3 separate regions of the Homo sapiens genome follow, and all the other regions are linked to region 3. The links are chromatin loops, found by intact Hi-C in ENCODE. Cell type or tissue: heart left ventricle. All regions are shown on one strand. Links, peaks and the distances in the headings refer to the core of each region. The heading gives the core; the rest is flanking DNA.

Evidence for each region. Hi-C counts contacts between places; a loop is a spot of excess contacts. Peaks named below come from ENCODE experiments on the same cell type or tissue, not always from the same donor. Only the 100,000 strongest peaks of a DNase experiment are listed, where the experiment ranks them.
Region 1: a loop joins it to region 3, with 4 times the contacts of the local background. A loop is called at or near these places in 12 of 110 quality-filtered maps.
Region 2: it touches region 3 in a loop (8-fold over the local background); 57 of 110 quality-filtered maps call a loop at or near these places.

What each region holds. Positions count from the first base shown.
Region 1 is chr12:13,249,716-13,260,221 of GRCh38, reverse strand. No RefSeq gene overlaps it. Among named protein-coding and RNA genes, the nearest start is that of EMP1, 58 kb to the right of the region's middle. RefSeq lists enhancers at 2,587-3,453, 4,173-4,467. In heart left ventricle, for the core only: a CTCF peak has its summit at 4,322 (motif pointing left); a DNase peak (open chromatin) is centred at 4,311; H3K4me3 peaks cover 635 bases.
Region 2 is chr12:13,357,314-13,367,819 of GRCh38, reverse strand. No RefSeq gene overlaps it. Among named protein-coding and RNA genes, the nearest start is that of LINC01559, 14 kb to the left of the region's middle. RefSeq lists an enhancer at 5,231-5,330. In heart left ventricle, for the core only: a CTCF peak has its summit at 5,374 (motif pointing left); DNase peaks (open chromatin) are centred at 1,621 and 5,389; H3K27me3 peaks cover 1,358 bases.
Region 3 is chr12:13,529,255-13,539,760 of GRCh38, reverse strand. It overlaps GRIN2B (glutamate ionotropic receptor NMDA type subunit 2B), which reads left to right. Exons shown (of 14, transcript NM_000834.5): 14 at 1-2,424. Among named protein-coding and RNA genes, the nearest start is that of LINC01559, 160 kb to the right of the region's middle. RefSeq lists a silencer at 5,792-6,086. In heart left ventricle, for the core only: a CTCF peak has its summit at 4,792 (motif pointing right); a DNase peak (open chromatin) is centred at 4,800; H3K4me3 peaks cover 653 bases; H3K27ac peaks cover 256 bases.

The sequences.
Region 1 (10,506 bases), core at 973-8,972, 280 kb after region 3:
CCCCTTACCACAAAATCTTCCTTCAGCTTAATCTCTCCCACTCTAAGTTCCCACACCGCCCCTAATCCCACTCGAAGCAGCCCTGAGAAACATCGCCCATTATCTCTCCATACCACCCCCAAAAACTTTTCACTGTCCCAACACTTTACCACTATTTCATTTTATTTTTCTTATTAATATAAGAAGACAGGAATGTCAGGCCTCTGAGCCCAAGCTAAGCCATCATATCCCCGTGACCTGCACGTACACATCCAGATGGCCAGTTCCTGCCTTAACTGATGACATTCCACCACAAAAGAAGTGAAAATGGCCTGTTCTTACCTTAACTGATGACATTGTCTTGTGAAATTCCTTCTCCTGGCTCATCCTGCCTCAAAAGTTCCCCTACTGAGCACCTTGTGACCCCCACTCCTGCCCACCAAAGAACAACCCCCCTCCTTCCTTTACCTACCCAAATCCTATAAAACCCCATCTCCCTTCGCTGACTCTCTTTTTGGACTCAGCCCGCCTGCACCCAGGTGATTAAAAGCTTTATTGCTCACACAAAGCTTGTTTGGTGGTCTCTTCACACGGACGCGCATGAAAGTAATGTATTCCAGTTCTGGCTTATATACTAAATAGATAGCAAGTTGCACACTAAAATAACTAAATAAAAGAATTTTGGTGTCTTTCCCCCCAGCACGATCAGAATGCTCAGCCTCCCAAGAAACTTGCCAGGTGTGACTGTTTATTCACATAACTCACCCCAGGGCATAATTGTAGAGCAGAGCAATGATGAATGACTAGGAGAGAACAAATAGAATATAATAATAATTCTACCCTGGATTTAAATAATGCTTTTTCCTTCCCAGAGCGCTAAGTGCTTTCACATAGATTAGAAGGTAAGGGTGGATATTATTATCCCCGTTTGTAGATAAGGACATAGAGTCAGAGAGGTAAGCTGTTTGTCCAAAGACTTACAATAAAAGCCTATTAGAGGTGAATGATCACCTTTGACACTATGTATGCAACCCTCTCATTTTTCAGATGAAGAAGCTCAAGTCGGGATGGTGATGTGGCTTTCCCAAGACCGCATCATTAGCGGCCAAATAATAACATACCTAGCCCTTCCTGGAGTGGAAGACAAACCCCAAAGGCCCTGACAACTTGGGATATAAGCCGTTCCCATCTGCGAGTCCTGCTTTTCCAGGAACACAGCACCACTACTGAGACTTCCCACCCTGCGATTCAAAAGTCTTGCCTCCTCAGGACCAGCAAAGTCATGGCCAGAGATAACATCTGCTTATAGAATCCCAGGGAGTTTTATTGACTTCACAAGAAAGATAAGCAGCACAATGGCTCACACACTCACAGGAGAGTAAACTTTCTCACAATTCATAGAAATCCCCTCTCTATATTATAACAGTGCTCAAATTTCCTGCCCAACTCCCCCTCCTCATCTTCATCATAGTTGCCCACATCCCATAATAGTAAGAGGGGGTTTTACCAAGAGTATGGAAATAGCATTTGTGGGTGCTTGCCCTCAAGAATTCTCTCCCCTGAGGGTGTCACCCTCTTTCCTCGGCTTTGATATACGGTGATATGCAGCCCCAGGCAACCGGCCCCAGCAGGCTCTGGGACTCCCCATTTGGTTTGGCTCCAAGGGCATGTCTGGTGAGGTACCACGCAGCAGTGGTCAGGGCACTGCTCCTGGGCTCTTGGGCTGTAAGGCCAGAGCAACAGCTTTCAGAGGTGAGAAAGTCATAGGCCAAGGAAGAACAGGCGATGTGCTACAAGAGGAAGGAGGGAGGCTGTGGCGCCTTCTCTCTGGGCAGCTGCTGTCTGAACAGCAGACAGGGGTTTAAACATAGGCTATAGCCACACAGAGCCCATCCCTCCCCCTGCCTCTCATTCTCCTGGCCAGGCAGTCTTGGCTTCACTCTCTTTCTTAATCTCCCCCAGCTGCAGACTGCCTCTTCCTGCCCTGGAGCAACTGCCTCCATCTCTGGCAAGCCCCTACCATCAAGAAAGGTGGGAAACACTTGCCCTCCCTGTCCCCAGCCCCTTGCCCAGTCACCCTCACTTACAACCCCTTTATTTAGCCAAAACCCATTTCCCCTGCTTATAAGAAAAGGGAGGGGTGTTTCTGAGATTACACACCAGGCCCTTCCTCTCAGATATAAATGTTCTTCCCAAGATCCCAAATCTTTACATCAAGAATAGATCCAGCTTAGCAGAAATGGGGACGATAAAGGATTTCAGTTCTAAATCACAGTATGTTCTAAGACACAAGGGCATGCATGACATCACCAATAATTCAGATATTAGATAAATATTTGCCAGACAAGAGCCACTGTCCTGAGGAACAAAGGGGAAGAGGAATGATATGAGGCATGGAGTTTGTCACTGAATTTATTTCCCTCTTTCACTGGTGCTCAGTTCAGCCCACCCCAGTTGTATACCTATGTTCCCCCTTAAGCCCCCTCAATAGGCTGTTTTTCACACCTCCGAAGATATTCGGCTTTATGGGGTGCCCTTGAGGCTTTGAGGTTCAGTGACAGCTGCAACTGTTGTGCCCAGATCTCCCCCTCATATCCTGGTCCTCAGCTCTGGGTTTCTTAGGAAATTCACTTCCAGGCAGGGAGTTCCCCAGACCTCTGCTTTTCCTTCCTCTCCCTCCTGCGTCCACACTGAGGCTATTTCACTGCTTATCAGCACTTCAGATGGGGGATATGAAGGAGTCAGTGTGAAAATCTGATTAGTCATTTTGGCTATTTTTTCTGGAAGCTGTAGTAAAAGATGGGTTGCAAAAGAAAGAAAAGCTATTAGCTATTGAAATCTGTGTGTTTCAATTAACCTTATCCCTCACAGATAATTGAGAATTGACAATAATGTTAGTTTCTTTGCAACCTTCTTTAAAAAATTTTTTTTTCATTTCTGATACCATCTTCACGTGGCGTTGACCAAGGCCCATAAACAATTTGTGCCTTCTTGGTCAGCACCAAGAGCTCAAAGCTTGGCAAGTGAGCCCACGACGGAAGAACTCAAAGGCCTCAGGGGCCCCGGGGCAGTGAAGGTCACCTTCTCCTCCCTCCACTGTGTTCTCTTTGTGCCCAAGTGTGCCAACATGGGTGCCAGGTTATTCCAGCCTGCCAGTTCCCACTCCTCCTGCCCAGGTTCATGCTGCGCCCCCTCCACCAGCTCAGACTGGCCTCTCTTGCCTCTGAGCACACCTTACCCTCCACAGCTCTTAACTGCTTTCTTCCTTCTGGGTCCCTGCCTGATACCTGATGCGTTTCCAAAACCCAGATCCCCAAGGTTTATCTCAAGTCCAGGAGCACCTCAAAGACCTCATGGCAAAGCCAGGTAGAATTGCTCAGCACCCTCCACCACAACCTCACCCAGTCCTCTGGGTGAATAATATGGGCACGCCTGGTTGCTCCCAGAGCCTAAATAGGCACGGAAGGCAAGGAGGGCGGCAGCCATGTGTCCTGGGACCAGGCCCACTTGGCTTCCAACAACTGCTTAGCTCTGTCCACAAGTTAAGTCAGCCTCAGTTTCCTCTTCAGTAAAATTTTGAGACTGAAAATAGAATCTACTTCCTAGATTTATTTTGAAACCTAAATGAGTTGATGAAGGTAAAGTACTTGGCACAGGGCCAGGCAGGAAATCAGTTCTGGGTGTGCAATGATGACCACCACCGTTAGCAACGTCCCCACAGTCCCAGGCAGCCTGGGCCAGCTCTAGGAGGGCCTCTGGTGCTACACTCCGCTGGAAGAGCCCCAAGGCTGAGAGGCTTCTACCTAGGTGCTTTTTTGGGATTTTTAGTAAAACATCGCTTACAGTTTTTATACAGATTCCCCTCTCTCCCCTGCAAGATGCAGAGCTGTGTTCCAGGGGGTCATGAGCCACTTCCTGGCTATTCGCACAATGAGCACTCAGTGATCCAGGCCCCAGCTGCTCCTGGTCTAGCTCGGTAGCAGCTCCATCTTCCCATGGGATGAATTCCTCCCTGGAGGATCCTCCATTCTTATGCAAATAGCTACTGGGAGCTCTGGCTCCTCGAGTTTTTTGACGTTCCCAAACAAGTCTGAATGCACTTAAGACAGAAAGCGGGTGTCTCCTCCCACCTTAATTACAATTAGAATGAAATTATGTTCACTTCAAAATTAACATTTCACACTTTTGCAACCATCAGAACTCCGACCACTGCCACCGTTCGGGTCCTCCCTCCCCTTCTCCTCCCTGCCGCCTCCTCTCCCTTTGTCCCGTGACTCAGCTCCCTGCTTCCCTGCCCTGACTTCCCCTACCCTTCCAGGTTTTGCAGGCAGCGCCATCTGCTGGACGCAGGCTCAGCTGCACCTTCCTCCTCCCGGCGAGGCAAGGGGGTGCCAGGAGCTGGCCTAGGATAGATGGCTCCTCCCCCACTGGTAACACTGCACTTGCTGGGTAATTCTGCCGCAGTTCTGCAGTGGTTTATATTTTATATTCAAAAAAAAAAAAAACAACAAGGCGAACATTGTAAGAGAAGAGTGAAGGGCCGAAGATAAACAAGACCTATAAATTAGGGAAAATAAATTCAATCTTAGACAGTTTTTTGCCTTAGAAATGTGAAGTGTTAGCAGTGATGACTGCACGTTTACACTTCTTTTTTCATCTTTTTTTTCTTTTAAGTAACCTTTCGTGAGAAAGTGTCAGCTTTATAATTTTATATAATAGTAAACCTTTTGCCTTGGTATAAAAATAATTAGAGGCCCTTCCTAAGTAAAAGACACAAAAAGACAAAAACCCTGCTAGTGATGTCTAGAAGTAGACTTGGGTTCCTCTCCCAGTGAGAAGGTCTTGTTATTATAGAAAAGACATGTTATAGACAATGGATTCCTTTTTCACTGGCTCCCAGGAAAAAAAAAAAAAATCAAGACTGGTATCCCAGCTACCCTGTTAACTTAAAATCCCTACTGAAGAGTAAATCACCTAAGGGAAGTGCTTTTTTTCTGAAAAGACATTTCTAGTGAAATTTTTCTCTTAGTGGTGTTGAATTTATTATTTGTAGAATGCTGTCCTTTGTATCTAACTAATTATAGTACAAGTGATTTTAAGTCATCAAAATAAAATGCAAGCTAACAGTTACTGAACGCTTACTAAAATACATGATTTTAAAATCTGTATATGTCTTAGTTTATTTAATCCTTACAGCTCAAGATGGTGGAACTACTGTTATCCCCATTTTAAAGTTAGGGAAACTGAGATACAGACAGAATTAATAGTCCGGTCCAAGCTTGCACAGAATATGTGAAGCTGTCTAAATGGCCCCAGGAGGTGAGTTTACCCATTACTATACTCTGACTTATAATAGATTAACATCTCCAAGGTGACATATCTGTGAAAATAAACGAACCATTCTAACTCCACAGCTCTGTTAAATTAAGTTTGGCCTAAAGCTGTCTCTGTACATATTTTAAGTTTGGCCTAAATTTGCCTTTGACTTGTGTGGCAGCCCCTTGCTAATTGCCTGAACTTGGGCATGATTCTTACATTCTGAAAGCTTGTTTTCTTTTAAAATCAATCATGTGAAAGCAACAATAATAATTACAAAAGGAGCCATTCTTTGTACATAATGAACTGTAACCTAACTTGATGTGCATACGTAAACACACTGTAACCTACTCTTGTAAGAGGTAACTAAGTCTCAGCCAACCACAGGCAGCCAACTGTTCAAAGCAGGTTCAAATAAGGCAAATGCCCAGCTGTAGCCAATCCAGCTGTTTCTGTCCTCACTTCCGTTGTATGGCACTTTCCTTTTTCTGTGAATACCGGGAGTCGCTCTGAACCTATTCTGGTTCTGAGAGCTGCCCAATTCACGAATCTTTCTTTGCCCAATTAAACTCTGTTAAATTTGTCTAAAGTGTTTCTTTCCACAGCTCCTTCTGGTCCTCGACTTTTCTATCCATCCACCTAGCCATCCATAAGCTTTATCCTAATCCTAAACATGTGAGTTAAGCAGATGAATGAATATATAGATGTGGAAGAGAAACAGAAATAGAGAGAGATAGAGAAACATTGTGCGCATACAGAGAGAGAAACAGAGAGCATGTGTGTGTATCTATATATAGAGAGAGACAGAACATGTGAAGCAAGGGACAGGCAGCAAATGAGGAGATTTTGATTCAGGATTCTTAACCTTGAGTGTGTGGGGTCCATGAACATCTTAGGATTATATGCAAAGTGTCACATTTATATGCATTTTTCTGGGGAAAGAGTCCTTAGCTATCTTCAGATCCTCAAAAGTGCCTGTGTTCCTGACAAGATTAAGAATCACTGATTTCAATAAAGTATAAAATAGTGCACACACCAGTTATCTTCTCCTTCTTTCGTGTGGGACCACTGCCTACACAATCTATGTTCTTCCTTTTGGTCAAAAAGTGAAAGAAGACAAATAAGAAGGCCAGGTCATCAAGAGACATTAAGAGTATCTTTGGAACTCACTGACACGTTCTTTGTTACTTTCAATAGTTAATGCACGATATACTAGATGTTAACTCAAACATGGTCAAGGGGACCAGGCACGGTGGCTCATGCCTGTAATCTCAGCACTTCAGGAGTCCAAGGCGGGAGGATCACTTGAGGTCAGGAGTTCCAGAACAGCCTGACCAACATGGTGAAACCCTGTTTCTATTAAAAATACAAAAATTAGCCAGGTGTCATGGTGGGCACCTGTAATCCCAGCTGCTCAGGAGGCTGAGGCATGAGAATCATTTGAACCCGGTAGGTGGAGGTTGCAGTGAGATGAGATCACACCACTGCACTCCAGCCTTGGCAACAGAGCAAGACCCTGTCTCAAAAATAAAAACAAACATGGTTAAGGGAAGAGGATCAACTTTTACTAAGGACCCACTATATGATAGGCACTTAATTTTTCTAACAACACTGTGCTATAGGTATTATTATTGTTGTTCTCATATGATTGATTTTAAAAGAAAACAAGCTTTTGGAATGTAAGCATCATGCCCAAGTTCAGGTATTTAGCAAGAGGCTGACTTGGCAAATCATTTCATGGTCTGTCATAATGAATATGGGTATGTGTGTACATGTGTTCTTGGGACAGAGTGACCAGGTAGATCCGCTAGCTCTGTTGCATCTCCGAAGCAACAAATATTTGTCGGGGGGTGGAGAGGAGAAGAAGCTCATTATTTGGAGATCAAATAACTCAATGCTGCTATTATTTCTAGCTCCTGATTCCCCTCCATTAATTTATCACCTTCTTCTATGAATTGCATTGAACAACTCTGTATGCTAGGCATTGGGTAGAGTCTAGAATATCATCTTGCAATATTGTCTCCAGTAGACCCATGGTCCATGCCATTGGAAGCTCACTGTCTAGGAGAGACCACAGGCATGTGAGTAAATCATTACAGTACTGTGGGACAGGGATTCAAATATAAGAATGTCCTGAGGCCGAGCGGTGGAATGAAGAAGCAGCTTGATGTTGCCAAGATGTTTCAACTGAACCTTAAAGAATGGGGAGAAATTCCCAGCAAACAATAGGTGATGGTTAATTTTATGTGTCAGTGTGGCTGGGCCACAGTGCCCAGATATTCGGTCAAACAATCTTCTGGATGTTTCTGTAAGGGTGTTTTCAGATGAGATTGACATTTAAATAGATGGACTTTGAGTAAAGCAAATTGCCCTCCTTAATGTGGGTGGGCCTCACTCAATTATCTGAATAGAGCAAAAGACTGATCTCCCTGAGCCGGAAGGAATCCTGCCAGCAGATGGCCTTCAGAAATGAACTGCAACATTGGCTCTGCCCTGGGTGTCCAGCCTGCTGGCCCATCCTGCAGATTTTGGACTTGACATAATTGCATGAACCTATTCCTTAAAATAAATCTATTTCTGGATATATACATATCCCATTGGTCTGTTTTCCTGGAGAACCCTGACTAATACATAGTGAAAGTAGGACTCTTCTAGGCAGAGGGAACAGCATGTACAAAGGCACAGAGACTCCAGAAACAATGATTCAGTTGAATCATAGTCCAGTCAGTTTATTGAATCTTGCTCTGGTGCCTGGTCTTATTGCCTGGCCTGATCACTCTATGCTTGCTCCCATAAATAGATCCTAGGAATATGATCTTTCTAGTCTGTTTGACCACCCCAGTGGTTTTGAAAATGCATAAACTGCTTATAGTTCCCTAAAGTAATGAGTCTCCAGGACCAGTAGTAACAGTTATCAGTTGGAAGATGCACAAGTTTTATCTGTCACCATGGCCGAGGTGTGCACAACTGCTACTGTTAGAAAACAACATAGGCTCCCGGACAACATATTGTTTTTTGCCACAATTTTATCATCAGTACCCCAGGGGATAATCTGTGTCAGTTAAGGTTCTCCAGAAAAATGGAACCAACAGGATAGGTGTGGGGAGATAGAGAGAGAGAGAGATTTTAAGAAATTGGCTCACGTGATTGTGGAAGCTTGGAAAGTCCAAAGTCTGCAGAGTAGGCCAGCAGACTGGAAACCAGGAAGAGTTGGAGTTCAAGTCCAAAGGCAATCTGCTGGCTGGGCGCAGTGGCTCATGCTTGTAATCCCAGCACTTTGGGAGGCGGGCAGATCACTTGAGGCCAGGAGTTCAAGACCAGCCTGGCCAACATAGTGAAACCCCATATCTACTAAAAATACAAAAATCCAGGCTGGCACGGTGGTGCATGCCCGTAACCCCAGCTACTCAGGTGTTCTGCATCATGCCTGTTCCCATTTGGTGTGCAGTCCATTTGTACAGAATTTTAACCATTGGTTTGTTCATTCATTTTTTTCATCCCATTCAAAGCAACTGTGTGACAGTGTATCCTTTTTATTTATTTTGCAGAATAACAAACTGTATGTTTTAGACCAAAGGATTTAGCTGGAAGAAGGAGGGAGGAGCGAGGCTTGGGGAGGTATGTATTCTGTCACTGACTTTGTATGGTGACCACTTATCATGTGCAAGTTGGAACGCAATGCCCAGTTTGAAGCTCATTATTTCTGATAGACCGCCTCTGAACTCTTGTAGCGGGAAATGGAGTTGCCTCTCAACATCCATTCTGACCTGTCCGCTATTCCTGCTGTGTAACAGCCCAGGTGTTTAGGTTGAATAGACCCCACTCCTAGTCTAAGGGTAAACCTTAATTGGAACCATTCACAGTGAATGATTCAGTGCCTGGCAACGAATTGAGGCATTAAGTTCATCAGTACATGTTAATCCTTTGGCCATGTGGGTGGGCACAAGATGCTAAAAAAAAAGTGATTGTGGGGAGCCTTCTTCTCCCCAGCCCTAGAAGAAGCATTAGTCTCTATTGCTGCTGGTAATCATTCCTTCCTTCATTCTTCTCTCTAGCCATGTTTTATTGGTGGCCTCTGTTCCAAGCAAAGTTTAGTTCTAAGTGCTGGGGGTACCAAGTCATTGTTATCCTGGATCTTACAATTTAGTGGAAGAGGCAGAAAATAAACAAACATCTAAATACATTATACACTGTGATGGTTACTTTTAGATGTCAACTTGGCTAGATTAAGGAATGCCTGGAGAACTGGTCAAGCATTCCTTCTTGGTGTGTCTGTGAGGGTGTTTCCAGAGATTAGCAGGTGAGTCAGTGGACTGAGGAGGGAAGACCTGCTCAGTGTGGGCAGACACCATCCAGTCAGCTGGAGGCCAGGATAGGACAAAGAATGAGAGAAAGGATTTCCTCTCTGTCTCTCCTGGAGCTGGGACACTCTCTTCCTCCTGCCTGAAGACAGCACAGCGCCAGACTCTTCAGCACTGGGACTCCATGACTTACACTAGCAGTCACCCAGGTTCTCAGGCCTTCAGCCTCAGACTGAGAGTGACATCACTGGCTTCCCTGGTTCTGAAGCTTTGGGACTTGGTTTGAACCATGCTACTGGCACCCCAGGGTCTCCAGCTTGCAGATAGCCTGTTATGACACTTCTAGGCTTCCATAATCACATGAGCCAATTCCCCTCGTAAATAACCTCTCATACCTATCTATCTATCTCCTATAGGTTCTGTGAATGGAAGAATCATGAGGTTCATGAATTTAGAGAGGAGAGCTTTATCTCTCATAAAAAGTGCAGCCTGCAGTTTACAATAGCAAAGACTTGGAGCCAACCCAAATGCCCATCAATGATAGGCTGGATAAAGAAAATGTGGCACATATACACCATGGAATACTATGCAGTCATAAAAAAGAATGAGTTCATATCCTTTGCAGGGACATGGATGTAGCAGGAAGCCATCATTCTCAGCACACTAACACAGGAACAGAAAACCAAACACCGCATGTTCTCACTAATAAGTGGGAGTTGAACAATGAGAACACAGGGACACAGGGAGCGGAACAACACACACCAGCACCTGTTGGGGTGGTGGTGGGGGCAAGTGGAGGGAGAGCATTAGGACAAATACCTAATGCATGTGGGGCTTAAAATCTAAATGATGGGTTGATAGATGCAGCAAACCACCATGGCACATGTATACCTATGTAACAAACCTGCAT
Region 2 (10,506 bases), core at 1,608-9,607, 170 kb after region 3:
GTCTGATTTGAAAACTAGGGTCAAATTCTGCAGAGGCATTCAACTGGCAGGATACCACCCTAACAGCCAGATCTATAGGTCCTCTCATCATGCCGGGGAAAACGCTCTATTCACCACTCCTCAGCTTCCGGTTCTGGCTTCAGAGTTCTCTCTATACTGGAGGAGTTTTAAAGCCAGAGGTGTCTTTACCTACTTACTCTTATTCACAGATCTAAATATGGAAGTCAAGAGAGGAAAGTGACATGTCCTTAGAGAAGAGTCCACAAGAAAACAAGACAAACAGCGACTGCGCCCCTAGTGTATACTGGGCATTGGCGAGCTACTGGGGACAGGGAGACAAAGAAAGCCTAGTTCCTTTTTTAAGGAGCTTAATCTAGGAAGGGAGACAGACTCTTTGCAGACTGGACCAGGCTTCCCTGCAGCAGAAGGAAACTTGAAATCAGGGTAATGAGCCTCAGCAGGGACGGGCCAGCACGCTGCTCTGAGAGGATCGTGTGTGGACACAGGGCTATGGCATGGCCCTGCGTCGACCTGCTAGCTGTGCTGTAGGGCCAGGTGGGGCCTGGAGTGGCCTGAGCTAGGGGCTGCTGTGAACTCTTTCCACTCCCCCAAGGCATCATATAAGTAATGACACTTTCTATTTGCCCAGCAAAATCAAGGACACAGTTTTCTAGAACACGGGATGGGGTGCTTCCCCTTCCCCCAGTCCAATGGACAGTCTAATCCGGTTGGTGGGCCTTTGTTCATGACTCACGAGCCACTAGCAACTGCAGGTAGAACTGCAAAGCCCCCAGGAGCCTCAGAGGGCCTGCTGCCTGCCACGACATGCCTACTCAGCTGCTGCTGGCCCACCTGTGGGCAGCAGCCCTAGTGATGTACAGAAGCCCGGGACTAGTGCCAGCAAATCTATGGATACCCTGCGTGATCTGGGCGTGCACTGTTGTGGTGGCCTCTACGGTCAGGAGGCAACATGTGGGGAGAAGGCCGGGCGCGATGGCTCACGCCTGTAATTCCAGCACTTTGGGAGGCGGAGGCGGGCAGATCACGAGGTCAGGAGATCGAGACCACGGTGAAACCCCGTCTCTACTAAAAATACAAAAAGTTAGCCGGGCATAGTGGCGGGCGCCTGTAGTCCCAGCTACTCGGGAGGCTGAGGCAGGAGAATGGCGTGAACCCGGGAGGCGGAGCTTGCAGTGAGCCGAGATCGTGCCACTGCACTCCAGCCTGGGTGACAGAGCAAGACTCCGTCTCAAAAAAAAAAAACAAAAAAAACATGTAGGCAGAGGAAGGGAGGAGCCGACCCAAAAGGATTTGGTCCAGGGTGAGGTCCACAGAAAGGCCAGAGCCAAGATGCGGCCAGCAAACACCTCAGGCCAGTGGTGGCCTCATGTTGCCCATGCCGGAGGCCAGTCCTTGATCGCTCCGAACCCTCTGCTTGAGGGTTCTAAATGAAATGAGCAGGTCATCCCGTCAGGATCTAAGTGAACTTCTGAAAAAAGCACAAAAAAGCAAGCCTCTTGAGCTTCCCCCAGTGACCGATACAAGGCACATCCCACACGCTTCACAGCACAGTGGAGAAGAACTGCACCAGGAACATGTGATGGGGCCTCAGCGGGAGCCCGCGGAGGAGGACGCCTACTGCCTGGATCTCGGCCAGAGAATTTGCAAGGTCCACAACAACTGGAACCGTGTGTGTCAGACCCGCGACCGCTACAAGATGTCCCAAGACTTGGCCCAGGAATTAAAGAAAGAGACTTCCAGTTTTCAGAGGGAAATCCTCTTCCATGAGAAAGCGGCCCAGATAGGCTGGATGGCTGCTTGCTGTGTCCACTGAGAGAGTGCTCCAGGCACTCCGAAAAGAATGACTACAACAGGCAGAAGCCAGCTGATTGTGAGGCCAAGTTCCAGCCTTTCCTGAGGGGCCCTTTGGCTCCTGAGGCTTGGCCCTCAGCCTACAGGGCCCCAGAAGTGCTAGGAGGACTGTGAGACACCAGGGTCCCCAGGAGACATGAGGGTCATGATGTGAGGGCTTGGGTCCAAGCACCTGTCAGGTTCTGTTTTCCCGGTAGCCGGGTGCTAAATGCCCAGAGACCCGGCAGAACATCAGCCGGTGCTGCTCCCTTTAAGGCACTTCTGACTGATCTCTTGTTAGTTGAGCTACTGTTCATCAGCTGACCCTGAAATTGCTCTAATTGAAGTTTGATAGATAATGTTAGGATTGTAAGGTACTATTTTTCAAATAAAGATTGTTTAATCTAAAAAAAGAAAAATATATCTAACACATTAAATCTTTTATTTAGGGATATTTTTACTTGGGGCCCAGTAAAGAAAGAAAAAAGAAATGCTTAAGTTGATTTAAAAAGAGAACTTCTACATTTCCATAAGATAATGGCAGTTGCCTGAATCTAAATTTCTCATACACCCTCCAAAACCAAATAGACAAGTGGAACAAATACAGCTAAAACCTGTGCCCACAGTAGCATAACTAGGAGACAGATTATAGTATATTAAATGATTAATGTTCAGCAACTATTCACTCTCTCCTTCCCCCCTAAGAATCTCAACCATCACCTCTGATATTAAGAGTGGGGATGTGAATTGCTTTGGCCAGTGGCATATTGAGAACTCATGCAGGCAAAAACTTGAAATGTGCCTGCATAGCTGAGCAAGTTCTTTTGTGCTCCTGTCTTTTGCCATGAGAAGAGTATGGTATGCCTCATTTAGCACCTGGTTCATAAAGGATAAGAGACATTTGAAGAGGACCCAAGTACAACCTGAGCTTGTAAGCAAACCTTACGAGCTAGATGAGCTAAATCCCAGTCAACGTGCAAAAACGTAAGTGAAAGATGAAGGTTTATTGTTTTATGCACCTGAGTTTTAGGGTTATTTGTTTTGCAGCAACGGCTGACAGATACAGAAATTAGTACCAGAAGTGAGATGCTGCCATAAAACTTAAACTATTTGGTATTAATTTGGGGGCTGAGAAGTTTGCAATAAGGAGATTGTCATATAAGAATGAAAAATAGCGATCTGTCTTATGCAGTGCCAAATGATTTGGGAAAATATGGCCTGCAATATCTTACAAGTCAGAATATTTACCTAATAAACATTAGTGTTGATTGAGGAAGTTTTGAGGCAAATCATTGAAAGTGTGAGCTGATCGCTAGTAGCTGCATTTGATAAGGTACTACATGAAAGAGATTCAATCAGAAAAATACTAACTGGTTTGCAAGCAATATTTAAAGGAATATTATAGGCTTGGAAAATAAAAGTGCTAATTAATAAATCAAAGGTGTTGCCATTATGACCACAACCTCAGTCAGAGAAAAGGCCAAACCCAGGGTGCTTCCAATAAAACATGACTCAGGATAAAGATCAAATAAAAGGTATGGCTATAATACTTGCTTATACCTCTAAAGAGATGAAGGTAACATCTGCAGACCTTTTTAACTAAATAAAGGGACAACTAGAAAGCTTGAACATGATTCCATAAAAGCATATTTTGTTCAAATTTGCTGCAATTTAAGTCTAGAAAGACACAGACATGTATCAAAAAGTATGTGTATGTGACTTTTGGCACTGGTGTTGATAGAAATCAAATAAAAAACCAAGAAGGAACTTTCAAAGGGTAGAGCCAAAAACAGTGAGGAATGATGGATTTAGGATTACTTCCACAGACATCACCAGAGCCTAATGAAGAAACATTTTTACCACCAGTGTAGTGGAATCTGGTATTTGCCCACCAGGATTTCATAATTTCTAAGAACCAGTATCTATGTGCTATGTGATGGCAGTTCTTGCCCTTTTTAAATTAGAATGTTTATTGAGGCCGAGAGCCATGGCTCACGCCTGTAATCCCAGAATTTGGGGAGGCTAAGGCGGGTGTATCACCTGACGTCAGGAGTTCCAGACCAGCCTGACCAACATGGAGAAACTCTGTCTCTACTAAAAATACAAAATTAGCCGGGCATGGTGGCGCATGCCTATAATCCCAGCTACTCAGGAGGCTGAGGCAAGAGAATTGCTTGAACCCGGGAGGCAGAGGTTGCAGTGAGCCGAGATCGCGCCATTGCACTCCAGCCTGGGCAACAAGAGTGAAACTCCGTCTCAAAAACAAACAAACAAAAAAAAACAAAACAAAGAATTTTTACTGAAGTTAACCTGTTTCTCTTCCACCATTATATATTTGGATATGTGCAGAGTGGCGGTAGATAACAACTTGCCTTCTCGGTTCAAAAGTCTATGTATCAAGAGGAGTCGCATATTTGATGTAGATCCTAAGATCCTAGATTTCAAGTGTTATGCCATGATTTGATAAGACTTTGAGAACTCTTGGGATGGAAGTGAGAATATTTTGAGTATGGGAGGTATGTAGATATTTATAGATAGAAAGGAAATCTATGGCAAATTATTGTTCAGCCAATATTCACTTTCTGTCTCTTCCAACTTCTATGGGGAAAACACTTTTCTGTCTCGTTGTTGAACTTGGTCATATGCCTTTGGTCTATGGAATGTTTTGTAAACAGATATTTGAAATGTATTCCTATAGAGGGGCTTATTTTCTTACACTCTTGTCTTTTGCTATGAATATAGCATGCATGGAGTAGGCACTAAAAGGGCAAGATGAGAGGCTTGTAGACTTGGACCCAACCCACAGTTTGTAACCAAGCCCAGCCTAGATCAGCCAAATCTCAGCAGACCCGAAGATGGATAACCAAGAAATGAATGCTTATTTCTACATGCCACTTAAGTGGTGTTTTTGCACAGTAATAGACAAAGAAAGGTACAAACTTTATTTTTCAGATAAGTGGGAAAATACACATCTGAAACCAGCAGAGCCACAACTGTAGTTCATGCCAGAGCAGAGTCAGGGGTTACAATAAGAAAGGGAGAGTACAATGTTTTTGAGATGGCATCATACATACAAATTTACCTCCAGAGAGGATCCCATCCTGAGTTGAGAAATACTGAGAAAATATCTGAGACAGTAAATAAGACTACCGACAACTGGGAATTGAAAAAAAGGGTGCTTGAGAGGATATAGCTTCAAATGTGGCAGCATTGGGAAGGCACTGTTTCTGGGTGAGAAGAAGACAACCTGGAAAGGAAGGACTCTGTACCACTTATCAGCTTATTGTCTCCCAGCTCTGAATCCACCCTTTCCTATGCAGCTTTGTAATACTGAAGCCAGACCCTATAGACGTTTCTCCTTTGCCAGCTGGCACACAAGGCTTTATCAACAGAGGGTGCTGACATTACACTTCAAGGTGATCACCACATGAACACACTTCTCTTCCAGGTTCTAGCCTGCCATTTTTTATTCATCATTGCAGCCTAGTGGCCCTCATGAACCAGCTCTGGCTGTGCCCTCAGGCTACTCTGTCCCCACCTAGTGACCACTTGTGACACAGGCAATGGGCTCCTTCCTTGGAAACTCCAGCTGCGCCTTCAACGTTCTACCTGCCTGGCAGCTGATTGTTGGTGGCTTCCATGAGCCACAGCAGCTCCAGCTATAGCAGGCAACTAGATCGCCACTTGACCCAGGCCTTCCAGCAAGCTTTGTCATTATAGGTAGGCTGTATGTTCCTCTTTACAAAAGTCTAAATCTCAGGCTTGTGAGGATAAAGGTGCTTTTCCAAGTTCTTTGTTTCTTTGCTGCCACTTTCCCTCAGCCCAGAAGTAGTAGCTGGGTTTTTTTTTGAACATACTACTTTTCGATCTCTGAGAGTCCTGTTTAATCTTTTTAAATCTTCAACTATTACTAGTTAAGAATTCTTTATATTAGGCTTTCCATTTCTAATCACTGTTGCATTCTTTAGTTTTCTGACTGGACCCTGACCGATGTAGTGTCCTTTAGAGTGGCTTGGGAGTAAAGGGAAAGCAGGAAGGAAGTAGTTTAAAATAAAATTTCTACTGAAGTAATAGAAGACACAATCAGAAAACCAGGACCCTTCCTCTCCCCAAAGAGAGATCATTTATTCAAGAAAGTATACTGCACTGTAGAAAAGAAAAGAGACTTATCTCCTCTCACACCTTTATATAAACGTCTGTGGTTGCTTCTCTGGAAAAATTCCAAGGCATTTTAATGTAAATGGAAAATATCAGGAGACATCCAAGCAAAGCTAATATAAGAAGAAAATGGAAAGTGAACATAAAAACATCTCATTAAAAAAAAAAAAAACCCTTCCGAAATATCAACCAGGAAGCAGAGGAAAACTGTATGTAACACAATGCTCCAACATGAATTAAATATCATTAAAGTAGCATTTGTAGGAGAAAGGTACCCTTCAGCCAGAAATTTAAAACTTGTAATAGAAATTGGCAAAACTGAAAATGACATAAGATGAGAATCGGCTGAACTTGGGGAAAGAAAAGCGAAAAAAAGGACAGTCTTCTCAGAAATGAAGACTAGATTAGAAAGCACTCAAGTGAAAATAGATTTTTTTAATATATCACATAAAATTGAGATGGGAAAACAACCAAGAAAATGAAAATAAAATAAAGAATTAGGTAAAAGATATTAGAGAGAAAGTGATACGTAGAAGATAATAAAGGAAGACCCAATGTGTGTGTAATGGAGGCTTCAAAGAAGAAAAACAAGACAGTAAACCAGAATAAAATTTTAAAACTATAATGCAAGAAAACTTTCTAGAAATAGGAAAGAATTAAATTTATATATTGAAGAAACCTACGGTGTACCTTGAAAATTTTGACCCCAAATGGCTAGCACTAGGACAAACCTAGTAGAATTATTAAAACACTGAATTTAATTTTTTAAAACATCTGGAACTCCAGACAAAAAGATGTGGTCATTTAAAATTAATAGATACCAGATTAGCTTCCAACTTCTCAAAAGCAATATACAAACTAACTCAACAGCGAAACAGCATTTCAGATTACTCAAGAAACATAACATTGGTGAATTCTATTACAAGTAAACTTTATCTCAAGACACCAAATTTTCTCCCCCACCCCCAAAAAAATATAATTAAAAGGAAAGGTTAGTAAAAGATTCTGGGAGGATCAGAAGACAACAGCATGTTGTTTCAATCTTCCTGAATCTTCACACTAAAAGAAAACAAATAGATAGTAAAGCCAAACATTAATGGAGAACATGAGGAGAACCCCAAATAACCACAAGCATTAATCAGAAAGCTTGGCAGACCAATTTGAGAACAACAGCTAAAACTAGGAGTGATTTTCCCCTCCCTAATCATGGATGAGTACAAGTGAACTACAGTAAGATCCCAAGAGAACTGAAAAGGCTACCTTTTATAAATTCTCAAAACTGGCTAGGTAGGAATCCCTTCCAGGAGAGGACCTCAAACTAAAGATAAACTCCTGGAATGGAAGTAAAATTGAGCAGAATGGAAGCAAATAGGGAAAAAAATATCTAGATGAAATTAGAAAACATTAACAGCCAGGAGACCTCAGAAAGCAAACTGCTGTTTTTTTTAACACTATACAAAAGCACAGAAGAGGGAGCTTTGTGAATTTAGAAAACCTATCTTGACTCGAGCACAGCTTTTTCTAAAATTTCTGGGAAATGAATTTTATATAAATAAGAGTATGAGAAAAAGACAGAGGTTAAATCCCACGCAAAGTAATTATTAGAAAAAATAAGAATAAAAAAACAGAATAACACCTTTTCCAGAAAAACATGCCCATAAACAGATAAAAACTTGTAACCCACTATTTCTAAACTAACTAAAAGACACTTAAAACATGAAAAAGGAAATGAAAGAATAACATAAATGAAAACTACAAAAAACTTAGAAATCAGGTCACAGAACACAGGAAAAAAATTACACATAAAAAAATCTCAGAAATGAGAACTAAACAAGAAAGAACACATGGGTGAATAAATACAACAGATAATTCTTCAAGAGAAAGTGAAAATAAGGAGAATGTTTAAAACAGAAATGAAGAAAGACAAAAAAATGAGATAAAGAGAGAAATACTGAAAATAAACAAAGAAAATACAGCACACAGATAATAGGCATCCCTGAAGAAGGAAACCAAAGCAAACAAAGGGAACATAAAAAATACAAAATAAATTATAATCTAAGGAACCTTCCCTGTAATTAAAAAATACTAACTACATATCAAAGGAACACAATGCATATCTGAAAATAGCAATTCAGCATAACCACAGACAACACATATTCATACAATTACTTGACTTTAAAAGAGAAAAAATTATTTGAGCATTAAGTAGGCGGAAAAAGCAAATAACTTGTAAAGGAAAGAAAATTAGATTGTCAACTTTTTGCAAGCAATGCTGTATGACAGACAAAAAGACCATATCACTTACAATGAATGGATTCCAAGTTACCCTCCATCTTCTCACATAAAACAACATACAAAGTGACACAATAATGAAGCAACCTTTCCAATACATTCAAGAAGCTGGAAACTGATGGATTTTATTGCACATATGTTATATCTCAATAAATCTATTTTTTAACTTGTTTTTAAGTTAGTAGAAGACAATGGAGAAACACTAATAATACACTCAAAGAAAGAAAACATAACCCAAAGACTTCATATCAAACAAAACTAACCTCTAAGTGCTCTAACTAGAGCACGAATATTTAGCAACATACAAGAACTCAGGGAATATTGTTCTGATGAACATTTCCTGAGAAATCTACAAAACAAATTTTAGACCACTAAAATGTCTAGAGATACTTCTGTACACAGATTGGAATAGTAAATATATAATTACTTGAATGCCTATGACTAAATAAGTCCTGAAAAAGAAAAAATAGAGTATGAAATGGCTTTAACTCTGACAATATAGATATAACTACAGAAAAATGAAGGGGCAAGAACAGGGAGTACATACACAAAACAACTTCAACCCCTCTTAGAAATTATTTTGATGGTAACATTTATATTAAGTGTTTAGGTCACCCTTTAGAGATGGGATGGATCCCCCTCCCAATTAATAGGTCAAATGTTGAGATGGGTGTTGCCACACACACATCAAATCGGTATGAAACGGTTTCTTACATCATGAGGCTTTCTGTGCTATGCGAGGCAGGCTCCCAGCAGGTCCAAAACTGTCCTGAGGAAGGAAGGGGGGGAACTAGCTTGGAGTTTTATTGTGGTTGGGGGTGAGGCTGAGATGAGGATTCCCATGTGTGGTCTGGGGCTTGCATGGTTTGAACTCTCCACTAGTGTCAAGAGAGGGAGTATGCAAGCTTTGTTATCAGTTTGCCCAGAAGAGAGGCAAGAGGAAAAGACAGAAGAAAGGGCTTAAAAGCTGTCTGCAGCCAAACATCAAAAGTAGAGTCACGCTCATTATTGCACTGAGATTGGTGTATGTGTAATGTGAGAAAAAGAAAATAAGTAACATGGGATTTTCTAATTCTGGTATTTCCTATGTCCTTAGGAAACAAAATTATCAGTGTAGAAGAAAGGAGATCTGTAACATAGACAAGGTTAAGCAGACTCTATAGTCCTGAATTTGAATTGGAAGTATCAGTATGAATTCATGTGATATTTGTAAATTTATATTTTTAAACATGTAACAGAATTTATTTATTTCCTAACTCTATCCACAGAAAATGCCTGCAAACTATGACCAATACTGCAATAATAAACCTCCTTAATGCCCAGATTATGGTCTTAAAATATCACTTTTCACTTAGAGGAACAGAGCTTTTGGAGAAATAGTAGATTCTAAGTCTGAGGCAGGAAATCACAAGATAATCTTGTAATATTTTTCATTCCAGATAGCAAGAAAACTATCAAACACTACTAGGGTCATAGCAAAAGAACTCAGGAGCCAAACCAAGTAAGTTCCAGTGGGCCAAAGATAGAACATTTTGAGTTTTATTAAATGTAATAATTGTAATAGATGTAAATCCTTCAAATATGTTTAAATCTATGAATTTATCGTAGTAAGAAGAAATTAGTTACTTGCAAAGAATGAAATAATAGAATTAGAATATCATCACTGTAGAATGGCTAATGAATGAATGGATTTAAGCTTTGAGGTCGACAGATACTACGTGCCTCCTCTCACTGAAAGAATTCAACCACACTTAATAGTTTTGTCAAATGGATTGAGCCTGTGTCTATCAAGCCTCTGGATCCAATTGCTAATTTACAGAAAATATGGAGGACAGAAGAACATGTTGAACTGTACTGTGAGCATACGATCAGCAAAATCCAGACTGAGCAAACCTCCACAAGACAAACAGCCAAGATCTATAGCAAGTAAATTGCAAGTAAAAAAGACAGAGGGAGATCCTGTAGATCAAAAAATACTTAAAAGACATATATTTTTATAAGGAACAACTCTAAACTACAGGATTCAGAAATGTACATTGGGGTAATAAAACTAAAATGAAATGCAAGGGAAAAAACTAAAATGACATATCCAAAAATCAAAAGAGTGGTTGCTTGTAGGAGAAGGGAGGGGTTCTGATTGATAGAGGGCACATGAACAGGGTTCAGAGGTGGGTAGCAAAGTTCAGTTTCTTGCCCCGGCTGGTG
Region 3 (10,506 bases), core at 1,528-9,527:
AGATTTGCTTTCTAACTTTTTCTTGACATATACTTGTTAAAGGAATAGAGCACTTTATCCTTTAGAGGTTCCCACAGTTGGATTTTGCTGGTTCTTCCCAATATTAATGAAGACAATGTAAATTGGTAATTGTTTTACTCTTTAATGCATACTTCCATTGCTTGGAGGTGTCAGAAAAGCAAACCAGCCCTTGTTTTGCTGATTGTTTCCCACCCCACTCCCAGTCCCAGTCCTGTTACTGGCTTTATATATGGATTCTAAATGATCTCTCTTTCTATACCTTGATTGCTAAATTATCCAAGTTAAATAATAGTATCTCCCCCTTAGCTATCTTGGTAAGAAAATAGCATAGACATATTTAGCTTTTCACATGCCAATCATGAGGCACATTTCAACATCACTTTATTAAAAGCCACATGCTCCTCCTATAGTCCTAGTACTGGAAAGGACCTTCTAGAGACCATTTAGAAGAACTCTGTCTCATGGCCAAGGAGCCTGGGTGAGCTCATGTATGGCAGCCCTGGCTAGAAGCCAGCAGGGCTAATCCCTAGTTCCAGGAATCTCCCAGGATAATGTATTGTTATCTCTTTGAAGTTACTGTCTCAGAGAGATTATCTGTGAGGGTCTCTCTTGTACTTTCCTTTGTACTGAACAAAAATTCTTGTTTCTCCCTGAACATTCCAGAAAGTAGCAAGCTCTAACATAAAGCCAGATTCTTCCCAGATATAGTGATTCTCTTTACTTCTGGAGATACTTCCTTAAACCCCAAATTTTTTTTGGACAACAGAACTGCTTTAACAATAATCTGAAAATTATACAGTAAGTTTGATTTGAAAATCTGAGATTTGTTTAAAAAAAAAAGGGGGAAGACAAGACTTGAAATCTTGGCTCTGATTTTTCTGTTGTTTTTGTTTTTTTGTTTGTTTTTTTTTTGTTTGTTTGTTTTTTAAGAGGGTCTTGCTCTGTCATCCAGGCTGGAGTGGAGAGGTATGATTACGGCTCACTGCAGCCTTGACCTCCCAGGCTCAAGTGATTCTACCACCTCCGCCTCCTGTGTAGCTGGGTACTACTGGTGCATACCACCACACTGGGCTGATTTTGTATTTTTTGTAGAGACGGGGTTTCACCATGTTGTCCAGGCTGATTCTGAACTCCTGGGTTCAAGTGATCTGCCTGCCTCGGCTTCCTATGATGCTAGGATTACAGGTGTGAGCCACTGTGCCCATCTTGGCTCTAGTTTTAAATAAGGAAGCTTGCGAGTATTTATCTGGATTATGGTGGGAACCTCCAGTAGGATATCATGAAAGCTTTGATCATGATCACAACACCTTCAATAAAACAAAGACTCCAATGACAAGGGTGAGTGCCAGAACTTCCTGAGACTATGCCAAGTGTCTGTTCTTTATACAGCCTGCCTCACCCACACCTGGAATCTCTTAAATGGATTAGCTCAGAGCACCTGTGTCCTACATGCCCTTGTGCCACCCTGAAGTCCACTGCAAGGGACTATCAGTAAGACCAGTCTAATGAAAGGCTGAGGGAGCACCCGGTTGTGTCCCCATCAGCCAACTGTTCCGGAAAGATGAGCCTCCTTGGCTGTCCCAGGATTGACACTCTTCCCCTGCATACATCACTAGGAAGGTAGAACCTACCCTGAACACTTGATTTGAATATTTCTATTCCCCTATTCTTTTACAAATGCAAACTAATTCTTTCAAAAATATAAATGATCCTCTGAAAGAAATTTCTTGTGGAATTCTGGAATGACCAAGAAGATGGGAAGAGACCACCAGAAAAGTGGTTCTGAGAGTCTGCAGGGCCTGTCAAAAAAATTATGCCAAAGCTATCATTTGTGGCCTGCATCAAATCATCTAGACTTCCGTTTTCTTATCTTGAAACCCAGATGTTGGTCTATCTGCCCTCCCCATCAAAGGTTACCTGGAGCAGTAGTTCTCAGTTTTACATAGTGGAGTCATCTGAGTATTTCTGAAATGCTGATGCCTGAGTCTCATCCCCTAGAGAGTCTCATTCAATTGTCCTGGGTGGCTGGAGGGGTTAGGGGTTGAAAACTTGCCCAGGTGATTTTAATATACAGCCAGAATGTGAACCACTATGTATGTGCATCTGGGGAAAGCGGGCCTCCTATTTACTTCTAATCCCATTATATGTGGCAGCTGTTTGTTGTCACTCTCCTCTCACCATGGACAACTATTCACAGCACAGACAGTCACCCTTTGGAACTCCAGGACCTCTTTCCTCTTCCATTTGGAGCTGAAGAATGGACATAACGGAAGCACCATTTTATGATTACAGCCTCGTTCTCTAATTCTGCCTATCCCCAGCATACACGGCTAGATATAGACATACTGCAAAGCTCCTCTATGTAAAGGAAATTCTACACATAAAATTTAAACTTGGAATCGACCTTAAATGTGACTATTCTCATGATTATGGGAAGAAAATCAAAACTATAAACTTACTCCACAAGGTTGGTTCATTGGCCATAATTCCTGGACTTACTCCTCAATTTAAAATCTATGATCTTCTAAAAAGGCACCTTTTTTTTCAGCTCTACATAGCCTGGGTCTTGATTCTCTAACCCCCTCAGTTAGGGAAACCTATCCACATTGATGTTCTTTGCCTGGAAATTAGTCCCTTCCCCTCTTCCAGGCAAACTCTAGGACACTGTAGTTCCCTCAAGCACATGCCCCATAGTCGGAATAATTGTCTGACATCACAGGGGGCTTCATCAGGACAACAAAAGGTGGGCTTTGCTCCTCCACATCCAATCTTCTTTTAGATGTGCCCACGAGAGCAGGGGGTATATTTTTTCCTGGTTGACCAGTGGACACCTCTGGTATTATTCCACAAATAAGGGATTCTAAATCAAAGGTCAAAAACTGGTGTCCTGAAGACTGATTCTGACCTCAAAATCAGTCAGGAAACTGGTTTTGTGAGACGGGCACTGCTTTTTGAATATTCAGATTTGTGTGCCTCCAGAGAGTATCTGCTCTCTAGTTTGGGGCAGCCCCTACCATTTCTTATGACCTGTCTCACCTCAGGAAGCAAGTGAGTCTGCAGTAACTTCCCCTTTCCCACCACTGGCCCTCAACACACCCACGTACACAGGTCCCTTCTCCTAGCTGCAGCAATAGACTCTTCAAAGCCGTATTTATACCAGAGAAATAGTATTTCTTCTTTCAGAGAAAAGCAGTGCCAATTTTTTTGTTTTTCCTTCTGCTGTCGGTCTAGGTACTGACGTCCCTCAAATGAATAATAAAACAGCCACCATGTGGGGGCTATTTTATTAGTCATTGATGGGACCTCAGTACCTCATTACCATGGGGCTACTTACATGGTGTCTACACTGCTTAGCTATACACACTCTCGAAAGCTTTGAACGTCAAGATTGTTCTCTTTCTCTTTTGCCTTTTCTTGAAATTAATGTTTGTATAGATTTTTCTCTAATCCCACTGCACACAACAGTGTGATTATTTATCCTATCCAAGAAACCTCTCAGTTATCAGAGAAGAGGAAATTTTTTTCTTTCAAGTTACATCCAAAATAACTATCATTTAATGTGCACCTACCATATTCTAGTCCCTTTCATTCATTATCTCATGTGATCCTCTTAATACCTCATTTTACAAATGTTATTACAGTATTGAGGTTTGGAGAGATTTGTCAACTTGCTCAAAGTCATACAGCTATTAAGTGAAAGATCAGCAGTTCAAAACCAGTGATGCACATTTCCAAGCTCTTATCACTCAAACCACCTCACAGATCTACTGCAAAAAGTAAACTAGACAATGAACATGAAGCTATTCTGCAAACTGTAAAGTGCTGAGGATAAATGTAATGTGGTATCATTCTGTCTAGCAACACCTTGATCATTGACTTGCCCCTTTCTGATGCTCAACAATTAGTTCCTTATACTCCCTTAGGCACCAATCTTGGCAGATCTTGTCCCTTTGTAACTCTTTGTGTTTGAGGGTTTTTGCTTTGTTCAGAGTATCACGTTGGGTAGCCATTCTGAGAAAGTCATGAAGAAATGGTCTTTGCAAGAGAGAATCACCACCACCACTGTCAACATAAACATTAACTATTGGATACTTAATAATGGCCAGCACTGCACTAAACATTTTACATATATTGTCACATCTGCTGTTTATAATAACGCTGGGGAAAATGTATTTCCCTCCCAACTCCTCATTTTACAAAGGAGGAAATCAAGGTGCAGTGATGTTACTTAGCCAGCTTGGAGTTGCACAGTGGAACAGATCTATCTTAACCCAGAATTTTTCTGTTATGGAGCCTTTGAAGGCCACAGTGCTCCTAAAAATGTCATTTCTGAGGCAGCTTTATTTCTTGTCAACGTCTAGTCCAGAGGTTTTCAACTCTGGCTGTATATTAGCGTTACCTAAGGAGATTTTGAAGTTGCAGATGCTAAATACTCAGTAATTTGTAAAAACTCTTTGGGGGGTGCTCAGCTGGAGCCAGGGCTAGAAACAAGTGGTCTCAGTTAATGCCAGCAAAAATGAATCAGGGCCAGGAGAAGGGAAAGAGGCTGGTGCAAATACCTACAGCCAGAGGGAATGCACAGAGGGTTCACAGTAAGAATATAGGAAACCCAGAAATATTATTTACCCAATATGTCCTTTGAGGTGTGTCAGTTACTAATCTGGGGCTTCCACATTCACCCGTGTCCTTCTTGCCTTACTTTGTGATCCTGGTGGTCTCTGTAAGCTACAGCTCTCCTTTGCCAGCCTCTCTATGCTAGGCTCTGCCAATAGAGGGCGCCAGAGGGAGCCTGGGAGACTGGTGGATGAAAGGTTTTTTGTTTTGTTTTGTTCAGTTAGCAAGCCAGCCCCTCTGTGGGCATCTGGCTCCTGACGTCTCCCTAACTCTCGTGGGCAGTTCCCCCATCCCAGGATGGCTTTCTGCCCGTTTCTTTCTTGTGCAGCAGCCATGCCCTTGCCATGGTCTTAGTCTTGAATCTCAGCCTTGCAGAGCTCCCCTCTCAGCAGAAAGTCCCTTCCTTGTTCACGTTCCCTCTATCCCAGAGTGGAAGTCATTCTCTGTAGTTGCTACTCACATTACAACTCAGGGTTCTCTTTCACCCTTTCACAAAACCATTATGCAGTTAACAATTCCTTAACTTTTCCCTGCTCAAATTCTTGCTTTGGTCAGTTGCCTCAACTGGACCATGGCAGGTATATTGGAACACTCTCTTTATAACTCTGCTGTCAGATCACAAAGTGAGATGAAGGAAAAGTTTGCACAGGCTCCCCTCATGAAGCCTGGGAGAGCATGCCCCTTTAAGGAATGGGATCCGTTTCAATGATTCTGGTTAAGAAAAGGCTGCATGAGCTACTGGCGTATTTATTCTGTAACCAACCGCTAATGCCAGACTTTTTCTTTGCTTTCATTGCTATATCACAATGGTAAAAGAATTGACTTAATTAATTTGCAGCCTGTACATAATGAGAAGAATATTTCCTGACAGCTTTATAGAGAGGATGATAGTTACATAACATTAGTTACATAATATATAATTTATAATTTATTTTCTATAAAACTCATTTAATAATAATATCACTTATATAAGTAGATGCTTGTATATCTATCTGCTTTATATTTATTCTGTTGGTTGTGGTGGCAGTGGAGGAAAAAAGGATATCTTCATTATTTTGTCTGTGTAGCTTTTTTCTTAGGATAAACCTACTGGCAGATTTTGATAAAGCTGTTCTGATCTAAGTTAACAACGATCACAAAGGTTATGTGGGGACTGTGGAGATGATTATGGCGCAGGACCTATGAGAAAATTCTAGGGGAAGAGCAGGTCTGCCACTGCTTCTACTCATTTGCATTCACTCATTCATCCGAATATTTATTGAGTGAGCATGCAATGTCTGCTATGTGCCAGGCATTGTTCTAGGAGTTAAAGATCTAGCAGCTTGCAAAAGAGACCAGCAGTCCTGCCCTCAGGAATATACATGCCAGTGCTTCCTTGGGCAAAGTCTTGGAAAGCCATATATGGCCCCGACAAACTTGGGTTTGTCCCAAGTGGGAGGCTACTTGTGCCCACTGCATTTGGTCTCGCAGAGCCTTAAGGATGTAGGTCTGATTACTCATCCTGGAAAGTGCTACCTGTGCATGTGGTGCCAGCTTCAGTGGAGAAGCCTTTGAGTCTGGGGTGGAAGCATGAAATCCTCTTTAGAGAAGGGGATACTCTTGCAGAAGACTCATTTTGAAAGAGTATCTTCACAGCAGATTAGGAAAGCCACACCTGAATTGAAGTGAAAAAGAGACACAGGCATATATAAAAGTACAGAAAATGCTAGACTTGGGGATGTGGGAGGGGAGAGATAGAAAAGGGCAGGTGACTCAGGAAGAGAAATCGCTTCTATACATTGGTCTTTTTGAGTCTCACCACAGCCTTGACAGGTAGGTAGGCAGGCAGCATTATCATCATGTTACAGATGAGGAAACTAGGGGAAGTGACTTTTCCAAGGCCACACAGTGAGAAGTGGACCCCAGGTTTCCCAAGTCCAGTGCACTCTCCATTGTACCATGCAACTCTCATGATGATTGGCATGGATAATTGCAGAAATTTAGGAGAGGAAAAATGTAACATACGGTGATGAGAATGATGCCGCAGAAGCGAAGGTATAATGGAACCAAATATACAGACAGAAGCATACCCTTCCTCATAACTTTGATCTAGTCACTACTATAAAACCTTCACATGAAGAAAACAACTTAGCAGATCCTTTCTAAACATTTACCAGCAAGAAATGGATTGCATGAACCCACAAAACTTGCCCTGGCTCTCCTTACCTCACCATAACAGTGTCATGGTGCTGACATCTTATTGCACCGACATGCCTGAGGAAATACCAAAGTGAGAGCTGAATGTAGTCACGTTTCTGCTACTCTACAATTTGATCTCCCCACTCTGCTTGCACTGTGTCCCTCCCCATTCTCCCTATGAAATCAACAAGTACACAATTTTTCCTAGGGACAGGAAAATGTACCAGATTCTTGGCGAAGTCATTGCCTCCTGGTATTTCAGGCTCTAAATTATTTCTACGTCATCCTGTAGTGTCTGTAAGGTGGTCATCCCCTCTCTCCCACATCACTCCACAAGTCACTGCCATTTCTATTTAATCGGAAAAGAAAAAATGAGGGAGGGAGTCTCTAGGCTGCCATGTAGCCGCTAGAGGAATTCATGTCACCCTCCCCAAACCAGCCTTGGCCACCGGGAAGCTCTCATGCCGTATTGAATCCGAAGCGCGTGGACCCTTATTATCAGAAGATGAAGCTCCCAGATTCACCCAGCATCACTGATCTTGTGCCCTGCAGTGGGCCCTGAGCCATAGTGGCTTTTACCTTCAAGGGTGAACATCAGGGAAGTGGGATTCAAAGAAGAGATTGCAAAGCAATTGAGGGGAAAGGAAAGGTGAAGGCAACAGCTCACTTGGGGAGAGAGGTCTTCTCAAGAGAGTTTGGAAAAAGGATTGGATGCTTCACTGTATGATTTTGTGAGGACTGGCAGAAGGGAGGGTACAATGAAACCAAATATAGATACAGACATCCTTCCTTCCCTATGATTAAGTCACCCATCCCAGTAGCAAAACAAAACAAAACAAAAACATAGAATGCCAAATCTTCCTCTCCTTTTCCACATGGAGGTGAATGTCAGACATGGGTCAGGTCTCTATTTTTAATTCAAAGCTTTGTCTTCCTACTTAGTTTTCTTATTTAACCTACTTCAGGCCTTAACTTCATCACCCTGGCATGAGAATCCCTAGGAAGGAAGATGACAGGATTCTCCAAATTGGCAGGATCAGACAGACACCATGACCCCAAGGGAATGCTTTCCAGGTTAGGCAGGCTGTCCCCCAGGCCTGCCTTCAAGGAGGCCCTCCCAGCTCTCCTGTCTAACTTTTCATCCTAAGAATGTTGGCTCACAAACCAGAGGGGGTCACACCATGGGCCTGGAGGCTGTGTCAATGTGCTGATGCTTCCGGATAGATCACAGCCATCTCTTGTACCAGCTTCTCCCCCTGCAAAGCCTGGACCCAGGTTCTCCTTTAATCTACATGAACTCCTTTTAGCCACTCTGCCCATCAGATTAGAGCCCTGCTTTTCAGGGAAAGGGGCACAAAATGCCTCCAGTCTTTCACCATCTCCATAGCAAAGAGCAAAAAGCTTCACTTCTTAGCATCTTGTGGGAAAGTAATAGGCACTGTACTCTTAGCTTCCATTTCACAGCAGCGACTGCATTCACATGGGGCCTGGGCTCTGCAGGCCACCTTCAACCCATTATAATTTCCTGTTCTTTTCCCAATTACCCCAAGTCAATTGGTCCAACGCAGACTCAAAGCTTAGCCTTTGCAATTTAGATGCCACAGGTAGCTTCGTGTTTGGATGGTAGAGAAAGGAAAAATAATAACCTTGCCTTACTCAGGCCCCTGCCATGTCCCCGTGTCCTGGAGCGGCGCAGCTGTGTCTCTTGGACCCACTTAGTGGCCTTTGTCTCCTCTCACAAGTGCCACTTCTTGCCCGGTAGAGGCTGGCAAGAGTGAAACCATCTGCATAGAACAGAGCAGAGCTGCTGAGAGCCAACAGCGAGAAGGGAGGGGTGCACAAGAAACCAGAAGGGCAGCAGAGGAAGGCTCACAGGGAGAGGGTAATTCCATTAGCTGGAATCTGGCCTGATCCAACATAACCCCACCTCCACCCCACCTTACCTTATGAATAGCTCGGCAGGACCTTAATTACACTCCTAACATAATAAGTACTTTATGTGGATGGACCAACTGTGTTTCCATCACAGTCCCTTTTAGGCCAGGAGTTCAATGTACATAACAAACTTTGTTTGCCATTAGACTTTTATGCTGCAGAGCAGGTTGGTGAATATCAACATTACCCAATTCCAACAGAAAGGAGAAACTGAGGAACCCATTGGTTCAGGCACTTGCCTAAGGTAAGTCAGAATTCGGAAGCACTATGAAGGTCTTTTGACGTCGAAATCGATGTTCTGTTGCCCAGCACATCACCGCACAGCCTGTTGTGTGTAGCTCTAAGTCTCAGGTGTTCTAAAAGATTACAGAAAAGATGGACAAAGTGGGAACAGTTGCTTACTTTAACATCTTAGTCCTAGGGCTTTCCTACTCAAAATGAGGGTGAACCAGTGGGTGCATCCACATGGCCTCTGCAAATTCTCCCTCCTTATATGCCTTTTCCCTTCTCCCATGCCGAGGCTCAAAGTCTGGGTCAGCTTTGACTCGTTGACTCTCTTTGTCCCCACTCCAATATGCATCAGTTTCCAAGTCCTGTTAAATCTGCTTCTGAAATACATCTAAATGCTCTCCCTCCTTCTGAATTAGGCCCTCTGTATCTCCCTAAGGAATGAACGCAATGAAGTCCTGAAGGATCCACTCCCCTCAGAGTCCCTCACACCCATCCATCCTTCAAATCTGCTCAGATGACCTTCTTATGACACAAAACGGTCCTGGCCATTCGGCTCCCCAGGCCAGCTATGGCTTCCCACTGCCTGTGAATGAGCATGAACACTTCCCCGACATCGTGGGCTTGTTTCCCCTTCTGGCTTTCTTGTCTGGGGTTCCCTCACACACCAGGAGCTGAAGCTCACTTAGTCTATTTACTATTCTCCAATCGCATCCCATCCTTCCCTACTTTCACGCAGATACTCCCATTTGCACTCCCAATACCCCAAGAAACACCATCTCAAATGTCACCTCCTCCTTGCAGCCTTTTCCAGTCACCCTAGCAATGTGGGCTCCTCTTCCTTTGATGCTCACATCTCTTTTATGCCACTTGTTTTCTACCTGATCTCAAGAACACAGCCTGACTGGACGGTCCTGAGTGACAGATACCTGCACTAATGCCTCTCTGCACTCAAGGGTGTGAGCAGAGGCTCTGCATAGAGTACAAGGTTAAACAATGTAAAATTGGAAGCTCTTAGGCAAAAAATGCAACTTTGCCTTTTTTATATGTTTGTTTTCCCTTTCCATTCCCTCCTTTCCTTCCTTCCAACAAGTATCTGAGCATCTACTATATGCCAGGTAAATTCTTGTGACTGATGGTACAGCAGTGATCGGATCTGACAAAAATCCCTTCCTTAGTGAAGTGTGAGATCTGGTGAGTGGAGGCAAATAAAAAACAAACATGTAAGATGTTTACTGTGCCAAAGAGTAATCAATGCTATGGAGAAGAGTAAACAGAAGGAAGTGGGGAGAGTCCAGGGTGAGTGGTCAAGGAGGCCTCCGAGAAGGTTCCACATGAGCAGAGTGGGAGAGAGCCATGAAGGATTCTAGGGGAAGAGCATTCTATGCAGAAGGAACGGCCAGTGCAAAGGCTCTGTGAAAGGGATAATGTGGGGGTGTGTTGGGGAAACAGGAGAGAGGAGGAATCGTATGTATAACATTCTCTTTTTCTCTTTTACCCTTGCTGACTTCTAAGATTGGTGCACCATCA